Regions from separate parts of the Homo sapiens genome. Here region 1 is linked to region 2. Evidence: chromatin loops called from intact Hi-C (ENCODE). Cell type or tissue: PC-3. All regions are shown on one strand. Links, peaks and the distances in the headings refer to the core of each region. The heading gives the core; the rest is flanking DNA. Region 1 has its middle 180 kb from the start of LINC02920. Region 2 overlaps LOC124905047 (a long non-coding RNA gene).

What was found. Hi-C counts contacts between places; a loop is a spot of excess contacts. Peaks named below come from ENCODE experiments on the same cell type or tissue, not always from the same donor. Only the 100,000 strongest peaks of a DNase experiment are listed, where the experiment ranks them.
Region 1: it touches region 2 in a loop (4-fold over the local background); 2 of 110 quality-filtered maps call a loop at or near these places.

What each region holds. Positions count from the first base shown.
Region 1 is chr21:15,245,879-15,254,284 of GRCh38, reverse strand. No RefSeq gene overlaps it. Among named protein-coding and RNA genes, the nearest start is that of LINC02920, 180 kb to the right of the region's middle. In PC-3, for the core only: no CTCF peak of the experiment used is centred there; DNase peaks (open chromatin) are centred at 3,664 and 6,464; H3K27ac peaks cover 2,261 bases.
Region 2 is chr21:15,187,301-15,195,706 of GRCh38, reverse strand. LOC124905047 (a long non-coding RNA gene) reads right to left here. Exons shown (of 2, transcript XR_007067916.1): 1 at 7,028-8,406; 2 at 5,201-5,910. Among named protein-coding and RNA genes, the nearest start is that of LINC02920, 120 kb to the right of the region's middle. In PC-3, for the core only: no CTCF peak of the experiment used is centred there; a DNase peak (open chromatin) is centred at 3,286; H3K4me3 peaks cover 1,639 bases; H3K27ac peaks cover 2,803 bases.

The DNA.
Region 1 (8,406 bases), core at 134-8,133, 58 kb before region 2:
AGTCATGCCTGAAAATATTCCTGGCTATGCCTGTCTAATGCCGCTTCCTGGTTCCTCCATTCCTGCTCGTAGCTGGTTCCTTCTGCTCCTTGGTGCTGCTCTGTGTTCTGACACTCTGGTGGAGCTGCACCTCAGGCCTCAGACTTGACCGGTGCAGGCCCTCCTTTCCTCTGTTTTCCCTGAGCTGTGGCTTGAACTCCACTGTGACTCTGCTAAGGGTTTGACCTTGACACAATTCCAAAATGAGCCAACAGAATTAGATACACCAAACAGACTTGGTGTGGAGGATGGTGGTAGGTGCGGGAAGGGTGACCTCACGGGTCATGGGCATCAGGTAAAGAGAGGTGTATGGCAGCTGTAGCACATTGCCACAAACTTACTGGTTTATGGTACATATGCTTATTATATGACAGTTCTGGAGATAAGAAGTCTGAAATGGGTCTTATGGGGCTAAAGTCAAGGTGTTGGCAGAATTGTATCCTCTTTGGAGGTTCTAAGGGAGTTTTTCCAGCCTCTAGAGGCTGCCCACATTCCTTGAGTCCTGGCTGCATCACAACCCTGCTTCTGTCATCACATTTCCTCTTCTGACTCTCCTACCTCCTCTTTCACTTACAAGAACTCCTGTGATTACATTGGGCTCACCCAGAGAATCCAGGATCATCTCCCCATCTGAAGATCCTCAACTTCAAATCTCTGCAAAGTCCCCTTTGCCATGTGAAAGAACACATTTGCAGGTTCTAGAACATCACTGGGCAGTGTGGAGCATCATTTGGCCAACACAAAAGGCAAAGAACTAAAAGTGGAGAAAGACAAGTCAGGACCCCAGAACCCAACTGTGATGGTTAATATTAAGTGTCAACTTGATTGGATTGAAGGATGCAAAGTATTGTTCCTGGATGTGTCTGTGAGGGTGTTGCCAAAGGAGATTAACATTTGAGTCAGTGGACTGGGAAAAGCAGACCCACCGTCAATCTGGGTGGGGACAATCTATTTAACTGCCAGAGTGGCTGAAATAAAAGTGGGCAGAAGAACATGAAAAGATGAAACTGACTTAGCTTCCCACCCTACATCTTTCTCCAGTGCCGGACGCTTCCTGCCCTAGAACATTGGACTCCAAGTTCCTCAGGTTTGGGACTCGGACTGGCTTCCTTTCTCCTCAGCTTGCAGATGGCCTATTGTGGGACTTTGTGGTCATGTGAGTCAGTACTCCTTAATAAACTCCCTTTTATTTATAAATCCACCCTTTGGATGTCCCTCTAGAGAACCCTAACTAGTACACCAACCAACCCCACAGAGACAGCAGCACTGACACCATTTCAATGAGTTTCTCCTCCTAGAGGCCTCGCTGCTCCTCTCCCAACCCTGCCTGCTCTTTTTTCCACTGAACGGAAACTCTTCTGAAGTTCATCACAAAGATAATGAGCTAATCTCAGTTAATGTACTCTTCAGACAGGGCTATGTGATCACCATGATCACCGAGGCTTTCTATAGAAGAGGATGTCCCACTTTTATTGACCTCGTCAGTTAGTGAGTTAACTATTGAGAATTTGTGGCCAGATAGAAAGGGAGGGAGACCCCACTGGGAAGATGTTTTACTCATCCTCTCAAGTCACTCTCTGCAAGGAGTTGCCTTAACCCACTTCCCCTTCTGCAGGGATGGCTCTTGAGACAGAATTGTTTTTCCTGCTGAGCAGAAAGATACTCCCAGGCCTTTTCTGGTTACAGTTTCCTCTTATGTTCATGAAGAAAACTGTTCATCTTGGTGTCATCTAATGATTTAAGGGTCACCAAAAACGGTAGCCACATTGCTTGAATCAGAATATGGAAAATGAGGCTGTTCCCAGCAACTTTTCACACGCATGAAATGACCCAGCTGTGGAGAGGGACTTACTCTTCCCTAGCAGCCAGCTTCTCTCACATGGCCTCTGGCCACGCTGCTCCCTCTGCATGCAATGCCATTTCACCTGGCTGACATTTTCCCATTTTTGCTTTTGTTTTTGTTTAAGATTCATAGGCATCGCTGTCTCTGAGAAATCTTCCTTAACTGCCCTGTTCTGAGTGCTTGAATTGGATCTCTGATTCTTATTTCTATCCTGGCATTCATCACATTGCTATTTATGTGGAAGCCTTTCACTAGACTGTGAAGTCCCAAGGCGAATCGTGTGCTTCAGTCATTGTGGGATCCTCAGCGGCACTCAATCACGGTTGCGTGAACAGAAAAAGGAGCTCTCCTAGCACTGGCAAGCCACAGCGGTAGAAGATCACGGACATGGGGCAATATACACGATAGCACTGAGAACCTGGGAAGAAAACCCAGGAGAGGAAGGAGAATTCCAACAGTGACAGGAGAAGGGACACAGACCTGGGAGATGACATCATCCATTTATATGTGCCTTGAAATATTTTAATGAGACACTACTCCTTGCCATGTTCTCTGACCTGCACCAAATGCCTGACACACACAGGAGTACTTCATATGTGTTTACTGATTGACTAATTGCCTAGTTCTGGCTCAATATGTCTCAAGAGCCAAGTCAGGGTTATGTAAAATACATCTAAATGTATTTTATGATGATCCTTTTAAAGCATCATCACATAATCAGAACCTTTTAAAGCATCATGACATGTAGAGAAAGGCTCCACATGTACAGTGAGGGGACTCCAGTAGTAGCTGGTGTGCATCAATAATAAAAGTACAAACAAGATGAAACCTTCCTTCAAGCTTGTCATTGTTAACAGAGGAAACAGAAAAATGTATATACAGTAAAAATGATACAACAATATATATTAAGAGTTGGTCTGCCCTTAAGGATAGTGGAGAACATGCCCAATTGTCTTCCTGGGGTCTAGGTCTGACCACAACAAAACTGGATCACAGGAAGAAGAGATAACATGGTTTCCATCCTCACATCCATTAACATCTCCCTCATTGGGTAGCTTAAGAGGATGTTTCAATGTAATCATCCCCCTTATCAGAGGGTAGCCTAATCAGAGCAAGGCTTAGAAATTTTGTGCAATGGACATCACAAGCTGTTACGTTTTTGTAGATATCTCTCCTGCAACTACAGGGAAGCCTGCCTAGGGTGAAGCTAATATGCAAAAGAAGCAGAGCCAAAAAATCACAAAGAAATAGAACAAGAACTTTATTTGAACTACACCTGAAGCCTTCCTATCTCAGTACTTCTCAGTCCTGTCAACCAACATAGGCTACTTATCTTTTATCCAGCTTGAGTTGAGTTTCCGCTGCTTGCTACAAAACATATTTTGATAGGTACTAGAGAAGGATCTATGTCTCCTTCTCATGTGTCCTCTAATTGGCCTCTTGCACAGGAGTGTGTAGGGAATCTTTTGGGGGCACTATACCGTGGAAAGTATTAAGATTACAAATGTTCATAAGAAATAAAATATATGGAAAAAATAGCAATATTGGCATAGAACACCAGACATGAATGCTACTACAATGCAAGAAGGATTATAAAAACAAAATTCAGGTAAAATCTATGAATCATTCTTCTATAAGAATAGTCTAAGGGTTGAGTGTGACCCTGTCTGGTTGTAGATAAAGAACTCAAAGTGCAGTCATATACTTAGTGGGGGGAACAGGAGTATTTAAGAACCAGTGAAGGCTGAATTGTTCCTCTGATCACTCAGTCAGTGATCATTACTGACAGAGTAAATGTGGAATTTTTACTAAAGAATTACTTTTCATTGAAAGCAAATATGATTCACCAGCATAAATACAGAAAAAGAAACAACAGGTGGTGACTACGACTTAAGACATTAAATTTCCATGAGTCAGTGAAGCCAGATGGCATGGATCTGAAAATTCCAAAAAAATTTCAGATCAAAGCATTTTAGATACTAACAATATCGGCAATTTATCATGTAAAACAACTATCAGAGTTAGGGAGTTTGCCAAATATATTCTATGGCACTATTTGGAGAAGCACAAATTGTTCAGGGAGTTCAATTAATTCAATGAAACCTAACAAATTTATTAAACACCAAGTGCAAACCACTGTTCTAGGCACTGGGTACCGGAAGGTGTTTAAGACAAGGTCATGTCCTCCATAATCGATACTTAATTTTCTTATAAAATTTTTTCATTTGAAGGTGAATTAGTTAAGGATCAGCTGCAGATCACGGAAACCATTCTGGCTAGGTTAACAAGGGTAGATCTGGGGGCTTTAAGATTTGTGGAAGCTCTGGGGGCATAAGCCCTAAGCAGAGTGCCCAGGAACAACTTCCAAAACAACAGTCTAGAGTGAGCCTCCGTGGAAGACACTGCTTTTACCACGATAAGGGGGCTGGAGAAGCAAGAGGCTGCTAGCTCCCCAACCACTATGCCAGTTTGTCCACAACCTCTGCCAGCAAAATGAATGCTTCCCACACTGCCTTTCCACACTATAAAGCTAAACACTGGACATTGGAAACTCTACTACAGCTACTGCAGAAGAAACAAACACCCCTAAAGACAAGCTTGCCAGGGGAAACAGCTGAAACAACAGAAGCATGGAATTGGCCACAGGATGTGCACTTCCATCTTCCAAATCTCAGAGAGGCATACATTTGACAAGCAGCTGCAAATGAACCTGGGAAATGCAGATTTTAGCAGTACTGCATCATAGTGCGGTATCGTACATCCAGGCACGCTGAAAGGGAGTGGAGTGGAGGCTGAGGGAAAATCCATAGTCTCTGTCACCAAAGACTAGATTATATTCCTTCCTATTCACAATCTAGTACTTCTCTACCCACCCCAAAGCAGCTCCACTCCTTGCCTCTCTTCCTTATTATCTTCACCATCCACCCAACTGACTACATGGAAGCCTTTGAGTCAGCATCCGCCTTTCCCTGAATTCTATCTCAGATACCACTGCCTTTGTTTAGAGTCTGTTCGCCTTTTAAATAGATTATTACTAAGTTTCTTTACTAGTAATCTAGCAAATTCTTTTCTTTTTTTTTTTTAATAATTTTAAACTGAAACTATTCTAGCTAGGTTAACAAGAGTAGATTTGAGGGCTTCCATGTGCCCTGACTTCCAGAATTGTCTTTCTAAAATCAAAATCTCATCTTGTCACTGCTTTGTATTAATACAAAACCCTCCCCAAGGCTCCCAATTTCCTGCAAAATACCATCTAAGCTTCCTGCCAGGGCAATCAGAATCCTTCCCTATTGGAAATCAGCCTACCTTAACCTCCCCTCCTTCCAGCACCACATCCCTTTTACCTCTGGGGAGTAACTCTGAACTTCTCATTATTCCTCAGATACAACATACCCATCTATAACTGCTTCCCTACGTATGCCTTGGTTTCCATCCTAGATTGTACTTTATCACAGCGAATGAACCTTTTTCATTCTTCACAACCCAGAGTAAATGTTAGTTTCCCAAAGAGAGTTCATATTTCTTTTCCCTTCATGCTGTAACATATTTCTCAGACCACTATTGGGGTGTGTTTCACAGTATATACATTTTTTTCATGCCATGCATCCTCCACTGAGAGTGCCTTTAAGGCACACAGAGTCTCATCCAGAGCCACATACCCTTCCCTCCTAAATCAACCACAGAGGTTGGTGCATTAGAACATTTCAATGAGCATTTGTTGGATGGCCAAATGAAGAACATAAAAAAGCATTCATAAAGAACATTTTAGGCTGGATGCATTAGCTCATGCCTGTAATCCCAGCACTTTGGGAGGCTGAGGTGGGAGGATCACTGAGCCCAGAAGTTTGAGACCAGCGTAGGCACTATAGAAAGACCCTGTCTCTACAAACTTTTTTATTAAAAAGTTAGCAGGGCATGATGATATAAACCTGCAGTCCTAGAGATTGAGGTGGGAGGATCGCTTGAGCTCAAGAGTTCAAGCTATGATCACACCATTGCATTCCAGCCTGGGCAACAGAGTGACATCCTGTCTGGGTGGGGGATGGGGAGGGGGACATTTTAAAATAAAAGAGAACTCAAAGACTTAAAAATATAAGAACCTGGCCAGACGCGGTGGCTTACACCTGTAATCCCAGCACTTTGGGAGGCGAAGGAGGGGCGGATCACAAGGTCAGGAGGTAGAGAACATCCTGGCTAAACATGGTGAAACCTCGTCTTTATTAAAAATACAAAAAATTAGCTGGGCTTGGTGGCTGGCACCTGTAGTCCCAGCTACTTGGGAGGCTGAGGAAGGAGAATGGCGTGAACCCGGAAGGCGGAGCTTGCAGTGAGCAGAGATTGCGTCACTGCACTCCAGCCTGGGCGACAGGGCAAGACACCATTTCAAAAAAAAAAAAAAAAAAAAATATATATATATATATATATATATATATATATATGAACCTATTTGGTAAAATAATATTCTTCTTCTCTTACCTAACTCCAAGAGAAAAAAGATGTTAGGGGAACAGGTATAGCATTCTTTTTAAGAGCTGTTCAGTCTCTAAAAAATGTAAACTTGGCAGCTTGACTTGAAACAGTCAAGATGAGCATACACGTGCTCATTGGCACTCTACCCAGAGTGAGCCAGCAAAATCACAGACTCCCATATAGGGTTTTTCTTAGACTATGTATATATTTCAATTATAGTAGCTGGATGGCTCTAGGGAAAGCTATTGACTATCATGTAAAACCCAACAGAAAAGAATCTGCTTGATTCCAGAGGGAACGTGCTAAGTCAAAGAACAACTAGCCTCCTTTTTGCTGTATTAATTCAAATAATTGTGAGGAAATTATTAGCTACAAATGCAACAAGGAGGGCCATAGGCTTAGATTTGGTCCCAAAAGGAAAAAAGTAGAGATGTTTGATTTATGTCATTCTTATGTTTTAGAGCATAGTTTCCCAAAATGTATGCTAGGGAATACTAGCTAGAGGGTGTGTGGTTGAAAGAGTCTGGTGAGCACACCATATTGTCTTCTCAGAACATCACAAAGATCACTGGCATAGCAAGCCTCTGAGAAATTCTATTAAATGTTGTTTTAAACAGGATTCTGAAACATGTGGCTTCTCTTGTATTCATTTAACCACTATTAACATCCAGCAGAACTAATGCTCATTACTAATGTAGGAAATGGAGAGAAACAGAAAGGTTTTTTTTTTTAACAGAAAGTTAAAGTTTGTGGTATTGTTATTGGAATGAAAGTTTAGACTGAAGTAACCCTCCAATTATAAAGAAGAATGAGGAACAAAACAAACCATAGAATGCTTAGAAGGATGATCCCTCCCTATCGTGGGTTGAATGGTGGCCCCCCAAAAGATATGTCCAGGTCCTAATCCCTGGACTCTGTGAATACAACCGTGAATGGTGAAAGTGAATACTACCTTGCATGGCAAAAGACATGAGTAAGTTAGAGAACTTAGAGGAGGAGCTTACCCTGGATTATTCAACTGGGCCCTAAATATAATCACATATCCTCACAAGACAGGCACATAGAGAAGATGATGTAAAGACAGAGGCAGAGATTAGAATACTGGGGTAGGCACCAGAAGCTGGAAGAGTCCAGAAAGGGATTCTTTCTTAGAGCCCCTGGAGGGAATGTGCCCTGTCAACATTTTGGTTTCAGACTTCAGGCCTTCAGAACTGTGAGAGAATAAATTTCTGTTGTTTTAAGCCACCAAGTCTGTGGCAATTTGTTCCAGCAGGCTACAGGAAAGTAATACACTCCAGTCAAGCAACTCTCTGACTGAGGCACTAAGCAATGTCGCCCAGCTCCACGATGTTCGCAAAGGTAAGGGATGAGCTCGCCACTTCCACCTCTGGCATCCCAATTTTGTTTAATAACCTGCTATAGTCCTTCTTGAACCTATTTATATATAATAGCCCATATAATACCTTGAGGCAATGAGTTTCATAAATTTACTACTCACTGTGAATAGCATCTTGGTGTATGGGCTTTTTTATGGCGCAGTGCATTTTCATGATGAATCCATTTGTCCCTTTTTTCAACTTTTGCTTAATGCTTCTATCATTAGCTTAAATAAATGTGGGAGACAATTGAACTCCACTAAATAGGACAAAGGTCAGAGAGGAGAGCTTGAAGCAGTTAGACCATATTCATGAGCCACATAAAAGGCAGCTCTTTCTGAAGTTGAAGGCTTTTGTGGAAAGGGCCCTGTTTTAGAGTGCTGAGATTCAAACTGGACGACATGTCGGAGGATGACCTTGCAGGCAAATATTCATCTTGGGAGCATTTCAAGAAAAGATGACCCAGAGGCAAAAATCAGAGTCATAGAAATTACACTCAGCACAGGGATCCACTTCCGTGGTATAAAAGAAAACATTTTCTTTTGGTTTTTAAGAGTAAAATGACCATATCCTTAGATTAACATTATTGCCTAAACCCTGATGAGATTGGTAGAGGAAGGGTCTTAAAGACGATACCCATAAATATGTGTGATGGCTCATTTTGACATGTGTGTTCTA
Region 2 (8,406 bases), core at 55-8,054:
GTGGCTTGATTAATCGTGGAATACCCTTCTCTAATTCACATGGTTTACAGAGCACATGCACAACCCTAGCAGTGACAATTAGACAATTGCACTCATGCAATTCCATATATTGGAACTGGGAGTAAAACTGTTCTCTCTTTCTTTTGGATCATGTTCTGTAGGGTATGAGCTTTGACAACCTTTCCTGCCAATGCACCTGGTGAGAAGCTTCAGTCAATTCTTAAAAAGAAACAAAGTCATGTGGATCTAAGACATAGAAAGAGTGAGCCCTGACAAGAACGCTTAGACTTGGAATTCTCGGTTAGTTAATTGAACTAAAAAATCCACTTTTTTTTTTTTTTTTTTTGGAACATAGGGTCTTGCTCTGCTGCCCAGGCTGGAGTGCAGTGTTGTGATCAATCATAGCTCACTGCAGTCTCAACCACCCAGGCTGAAGCTATCCTCCTGCCTCAGCCTCCCAAGTAGTTGGGACTATAGGCACAAACCACTACACCCAGCTAATTTTTAAAATTTTTTAAAGACAGGGTCTCACTATGCTGGCAAGGCTGGTTGCAAACTCCTGGGCTCAAGTGATTCTCCTGCCTTGGCCTCTCCAAGTTCTGGCATTACAAGCATGAGCCACCACACTTGGCTACTTTTTTGTTTGTTTGCTTTGCTTTGCTTTTGCTGGATTTCTGTAATTTACATCCAAAAACATTCAAATGAGTACAAAGTTCTACTTTGTAGAGAACCGTCATCCTAAGGTTTTAAGACATCTAAAGCTAATGGTTTGTACTTTGTCACAGCTATTTATAATTTTTTTATTTTTATTTTGGAGATAGAGTCTCACTCTGCGGCCCAGGCTGGAGTGCAGTGGTTCAGTCTTGGCTCACTGCAACCTCTGCCTCCCCGGTTCAAGCAATTCTCATGCCTCAGCTTCCCGAGTAGCTGGGACTACAGGCGCACACCACATGCCTGGCTAATTTTTGTATTTTTAGTAGAGATGGGGTTTCCTCCCTGCTGGCCAGGCTGGTCTCAAACTCCTGGCCTCAAGCAATCTGCCCTCACCTTCCCAAAGTGCTGGGATTATAGGAGTGAGCCACTGCTCCCAGCAGCTACTGTTTATAATTTTGAAAGCAGAAGCTACATATGTCCAGGGATGCTGTACCCAACAGTAACCAATCAGAAATGAAGATGTGTTTTTCTTTTCTTTAGGGAAAAAAATGCCCAGGAGTTCATGACTTAGGCCAGGATGAAAAATCACTTTGGAGTCACAGAGAGTAGCCTGATTTAGAAAGGTAGAGACAATGGAACCATGGAATTACTTGGGAACCTTCCTGAAAAGGATATAGCACCTTGACTAAATCACTGAGGATTGCGTCCCTGAGAAAGGTGAGCAAAAGGTAAATGTGAGAGATGTGGGTAAAGGCAGCAAGATCAGTTACTTCTCCCTTAGGTAGCTCACTGAGGAGGAAAAACCACGGGGGTCCAGGACCTTACTCCGGTCCCTTACTAGTAGCTTGCAGTTTAGAATGGACTGTTTGTGTATAACAGCAATTGCTAGGACTTCAAACATGGACAGCCTTTGGCCAACCTTAGAACTGAAGAAGTGAGATAACTGCAGCATTCTGGGCCAGTCATCACTGTTCCAACTGTGTAGGACTAATCTTTGAGAGGCATCAGCTGCAGCAGAGCACTGTTTTGCCTCTATATCCTTCCACTTTCTGGTAGCCAGAATTGGCCTACTTTGGACTGGATGAGCCTGCAGAGGGTAGGGAATCGATGAGTAAGGGAAAGACAGGGAACCTGAAGAAAAAAATACTAGACTTCCAGTTACGAAGACATGTAAGTCTTTGCTATAGTTTGGACGTGTCCCCTAAAAAGCACGGGCTGGAAACTTAATCCTCAGTGCAACACTATTGGGAGGCAGGGCCTAATCACAGGTGTTTAGGTCATGAGGGCTCTACCCTCATGAATGGATTCATGTCAATTATAAGAAAGCTTCAGGCTGTGAGTTCAATCTCCTGCTCCCCTTCACCCACGTGATGCCCTCCTCCCTCACCAGATTCCAACCCCTCCATCATGGACTTTCCAAACTCCAGAACTGTGAGGAAAAAACTATTTGCTTTGTAAATTACACTGTCTCTGATATTCTGTTACAGCAGTGCAACATGCACCAAGATAGTCCCACAGCGGTTAACTGAAAATGAAAAAAAGTTACTGACTGCTTTTGTACCAGGATTTGTGGAGCACTTTATAGAACATATAATTTCATTTACTATTTGGGCATTCAAAGAAATCTTAAATCATATTCTCTCATATTTCATTTGTTAACTGTGAGGTCTTCAAAAGTATATGGCCTCAATTGAGGACACCATGGGGCTCTCTTTTGCCCAATTCTGGGCAGACTTTTTGTAACATATTTAATGCAGGTTTTTGTATGCACATACTGTACACCTCCAAGGGAGGCAATATAGTTTGTTAACCAGAACTGGAAAATGATTAATTATTTGTTCTCACCCATAGGTGGTAGACATCTGTGGGTATCTCTATACATAAGGAAGACAGCATACTGCCCCTATGTTCCCATCTCAATTAGTTAATTTTACTTAGAAACAAAGTTGTGGACTTGTCTTAAAAATTGCTTTACATTGGCCGGGCGCGGTGGCTCATGCCTGTAATCCCAGCACTTTGGGAGGCTGAGGCGGGTGGATCACGAGGTCAGGAGATGGAGACCATCCTGGCTAACACGGTGAAACCCCGTCTCTACAAAAAACTAGCAGGGCATGGTGGCGGGCGCCTGTAGTCCCAGCTGCTGGGGAGGCTGAGGCAGGAGAATGGCGTGAACCTGGGAGGCGGAGCTTGCAGTGAGCCGAGGTTGTGCCACTGCACTCCAGCCTGGGCAACTAAGCAAGACTCTGTCTCAAAAAATTAAATTAAATTAAATTAAATTAAATTAAATTAAATTAAATTAAATTAAAAAACAAAAAAATTGCTTTACATTTTGCTCTTCTAGTTTTATCTAAGTCACTGCCCCATAGCCTGTGTCCCTTGTAATTTATTAGGTGTCTTTCACAATTTGTAACAAACCCCTATTTTCTAGTCGTATCCCTTTTGTTATTCCACCTACTAGAAATGTGTATTAGTCAGCTCCAGTCAGCTCAATCTTCTTCCTTCAGCCATCACTGTCAGGCTCCCAAACAGATTTCTTCTGTCGCCCAACAGGATCTTGCTTCACCTTCTAGTCTGAATGTTCTGGTAACTTTTTTGTTTGTTTGTTTCAACATAGGCAATTAATCATGCACATTTATGACCTGCAATCTCCAAGAAGGCTTCAGGATGTACCCAGTGGGAGAATTCATGGACTAGTAGGCAAAATGCCAGCTCAGACAGGAATACTTGATACTCTGGTATTTCTGGCTCTAGTAAATATTGCCCAAATCACCATAAAAAAAAGACATTTAAGTGCACTGATTTCGGGGGAGGGTAGACTGCAAAAGAGATCATTTTAGGGCTCTGTCACTTTCTCCCTCGCCTGTCCTCCCCTCAAATATCTTTGTTCTTTTAAATCCTATCCCGTCCTTATTCCTTTTCCCTTTACTATTTTCTACAACCTAAAAGTTGGCTCAGCCTAGAAATAGTACCGGGTAGAAAAATCTTAATAGGGTATATGGTCATGGGTAAAGAGATGGTTGCAAAATATATTGTTGGAATGAGTTGGGGATAGGAGCTGAAATCGGGGAGAAGTCCCATTACTCTGGTAACAAAAAACATATAAAGAGTGAGAGAAGGAAAATCAAATCACCATTTATTACAAATACATCTTCAAACTTGGTTCAATAGTTGTCTCTAAAGCCACTATGTTACAAGATTTTGTTAATGATTTTAGTTTTTTCTAAGTTAAACAAGTAATGCTTGTTCCTTGTAAAAAAAATCAAATAATACAGAAGTCTAAAAAAAATGTAAAACCTCCAAAACCTGATTCCCTGGAAGGAAAAATTGATTACAACTCGGTACTTTTTTGGACTTGCAAATTTTTACATACATGTATTTTTTCAACGTATAATACAAAATATATAAAGGGCCCCTTCTTTTAAAAAGAATTACTTTATTCTTTTGTATGAATAAGATAAAAATAAACATACTCTCAGCATACACTTTACTCTTACTCATGAACATCGTAATTGTTCATATTTGAGGTATATAAATTTGACATTTAATAGGCAACTCTCTACAAATTATTATTTATGAGTCAAAATTTAGTTTATTCAAAAAACGGTGACTAAAAAGCATGATATCTGTTCTTATGCAGCTTAAATTCTATTTGGAAAATAAAGCCACGCCAAAGAAATATTAAAACAAAAATATCAGGAATAAATGCTAATAAAATAATGAAAATATCATAACGTGAAAGAGTGACTGTGTATCTACTTTACATTTTTATGGTATCTCTTTTAAGTCTTATCCACCAAGAAAAAAACTAAAGTATGAGTTTTATACTGTAGTTTTGTACAATTAAATTCTCAAGATTCAAAAATACCTTCCAAATGCTAGCAATTAGGCGTATAAACTCTCGTAGGCTTTGTGCAATGGTATCCTGTAAGGCCAGCTCTTTCTAAGTCAATCACTATGGGTCTGATTGACCTTGGCAGTATTACAGGGTCATATTTTTACATGGCTGAGCTGTTCTTGAACAATTTCTACAATGTACTAGGTACAAATAGTCTTTTCTTCAGCACAAGGCATGCGTGTCTTATCTTCTCACCCATTCTTCTCCTCACTGCCACTCCACCCCACCTTTTCTTTCATTACTTTTATGAAAGAAAAACTATTGTAGGACATGTAAAGAAAACTCGTCCCCACGGGCTTTTTTTCTTTCAGCCTGCCCTTTCTTCATGCTATGTTATAGTTGAAATACTGCACTTGTGGACTCCTGGTTTATTCTTAAGATGGATTTTATTTGTGAGTTTATCTGGTTGTTTTGTGGCTCCAATATCGCAAAGAATAACCTCTTTTCATTTTCATCAGAGGAAGGACAAGAGCTGGAAAGGGATGTGGTTCTATCAGCAATTCGCCTAGGAAAAATTTCAATGTTTTTCTAAACTGTTCTACAAAGGAATTGCAATGTCATCACAAAAAAAGACTGAGATTACAGTTCTTAACTATCAAATATCTCCAATAAAATATAATTTTTAAATAAAGAAATAAGACCCATTTCCATGAAGGCAATCTTTTATTTCCTTTATGCTTCAACCCAGCATAGTGTGGGGCGGAGGGGAGAGGAGAAAATATTAAACTAGAAACCAAGGTTGTCAGGCAGGATCAAAGCAGCATCCCCGGTGGCATGTTCAAATAGGTGATTGAGAGTTTAAAGAAAAGGTAATTGACAAAAGTGTGGACAGGCTAAAATGAAGCCAACAAGGAACAGTAAAATATTGAGGGGGCCAGTTTTGCCACTCAACTGGCTGCAATGGCAAAAGAAAGTTGGGCAGCTACGGAGGCTGATGTAGAAAAGGGCGCCGATGGGAGCTGCAAACTTCACCGAAGTACCCAGCCAGCTCACACGCAGCTCGGTAGAGCGAGTTGGGGAAGTAAACATCCCAGCTTCACTCTTCTTGAAGTCTGCATCTCCTGATGGTGCCTCCCATTGGTGGAACTCAACTGGAAACCTGAGGACAAATGAGCTTGTGGGTGCAGCTCATCCAGGTCAACCTCTCAGGGCAGAGAGCTGTGGGGAGAGGAATAGAGAAAATGTGCAGGGCAAAGAAGGTAACCGGCCCATCAGATGCTGCTGCACATGAAATCTCAAGGTCCTTGGGCCTTTCTTTCCTCTCTAGGCAAGGTAGAGGCCAACGGTCATCCCAATTGCCAATATTCTGTAGATTTTTCCTTTATTCTGTATGGCTTATTTGAAGAGGAGGAAGTAAAGGGCTGAAAAAAATAGTTGAAAATGACATCAAAATGCTTTTCAAAATTCTCAACATCTTTCTTTCCTTTCTTCTCTGATATATTCCAGGGGTGATTTTTTTTGCCCCATCATTAAAAAAAGGTTTATGGGTAATTAAAATATTTTTAGTAAAACATGAATGTATCACATGGGGGTAATCTAAGTGTGCCAGATTTAAAAATAGTTTAACTTTCATGTAGTATTTCCATAATATCAATATGAATATGAAATGTTTATAGCATTAATTTGCCATTTTCACATTTTTCCTTATTTAGTATGAGTATTTATCAAAATCCCAGAGCATTGACAGCTTTTGTTCTCCACTAAATTGTGAGCTCCCTTAGAGGAGTCCACATGTATTTTTGTGTCTCCTAGAATCTGTGTAATGGGTTTAGACGTGATTTCATAGAGACTAATTTTAGTCTCATTATTGTATGTTAAGCACTATGCTAAGTGCCTTTTAAACAATCATCTACTTCAATCACCAAAACAACCCTACAAGTTTTCAGATGAGAAAATTTAACTTTAGAAAGGTTAAATAACTTGCCCCAGGTCATGCAACACTATCTTACAGCTAGGAGCTAGCCTGGGTCTGGATGACTGCCATGTTTTTTTCATTTCTAATGAATACATGAAACTGCCACTTAGAAGTACATAAGACAAGGAGGAGTGCAACTTTCTACAGTGCCTGGCAAGACTCACTAAAGACATTGAAGGTGGGATTATAATAAGTATCATTATCATTATGCTGAGGAATATGAAAACATTCCTACACTCACGTAGGTAAATTGTGGTAGGGAGTATTAGATAATTACTCAAATGACTATAATGAAGGTAGAATAAAGAAAGGATCATAAGGCAAGTACAAAAATACATGTGAGTGTGGTGGCCCATTGAACAATGAATAGGATTTCAATAGCTAGAAGATGAAAGAATGTCATTCCAGGTGGAGAGAACATTTTGAACAAAGGCAGTGAGGCTGGAACACCCAAGGTGTTTACAGGGATCAACAAGAAATTTAATGATGGGAGCATGAGGAGGTATAGGGAACGAGGAAAGAAAGGACTGGAAAAGTAGGTTGGAGCCTGGTGATTAACCTACTTGATTGTATTATCATCCAGTAAATATTTCCAGAACTTGTTGACAAGAGAGCTCATCAAGTGCTACGATGAAATCTTAAAAACATTTTTATCGAGTGGATTTCTCTGATCTACTAAATTAACAACCTTGGGGAAAAAAAAGAAAATGAACTCAGTATGATGAAGAACCCCCAGTCCTACTCTCTTCCAATGTGTCTTCTACACAAAAGTGGGTGCGAACATTTTAAGATTCAAATCTGATTATGTCACATTTTCCTTTAAGCATTTTATTTGCATTTCATTTCCTAAATTCAACACGCTGACCTCTTCAACCACATCGTTTACCATACCCCATCTTTAAGAGGTTCCGCCTGCACCATGCTTCTCTCTGTTTCCTAGATGTGCTCTTCCATGTGGGCGGAGCACTCCTCCCTCACACCTCCATGCCTGGCTGAGCTGTCTTTCAGGTTCCAACCCAGCTGTTCCTTCTTTTATGAAGTCGTTCCTGCAGCCTCGTTGGTGGACTCCATCCTGCACAGCTCCCATAGGGCCATTTTTTATGTACCTCCATTTGTGCACTTGCCACATTATTTTGTCATGTTAATTTAAATTCCAGAGGCTGTTTTAGGGGGCGGGGGGGAACAGAGTCTCACTCTGTCTCTCAGACTGGAGTACAGTGGCACCATCTAGGCTCACTGCAAGTTCCGCCTCCAGGGGCTTTTAAAACTTGTTTTGACATTCCCACTTCCTGGAGCAAAGTAGGTGCACAGTAGGTGTTTACTGAATTTAAAAAATAAATGAAATAGTGGCATTTTCCTTGTGAGCAGACTTAGCTTGAAAGTCATAGAACCAAGCTCTGTGCTTAGATAGTGAAATGGTTTGGATTTGTGTCCCTGCCCAAATCTCATGTCGATTTGTAATCCCCAGTGTGGAGGTGGGGCCTGGTGGGAGGTGTTTGGATCATGGGAGCAGATTTCCCCTTTGGTACTGTTCTAATGCTAGAGTTCTTCTGAGATGTGGTTGTTTAAAAGTGTGTAGCACCTCCCCACTCCCTCTCTTCCTCCTGCTCCGGGCATGTGAAGATACCTGCATCTGTTTTGCCTTCTGCCATGTGTAAAAGCTCCCTGAGGCCTCCCCAGCCATGCTTCCTGTACAGCCTGTGGAACTGTGAGCCAATTAAAACTCTTTTCTTTATAAACTACACAGTTTCTGGCATTTCTTTATAGCAATGTGAGAACAGACTAATACAGATGGTAAGACTTTCAGCACCTATGACTGATGGGTCATGATGGGATAGCTCATAACTTCTCACCCCCTTCTATCCAATCTCTGAAATGGTTGTCAAGGTAACTTCTGTATTCTTAATCTGTCTAGATGGCTATAGTATGGTCCCATAATTAT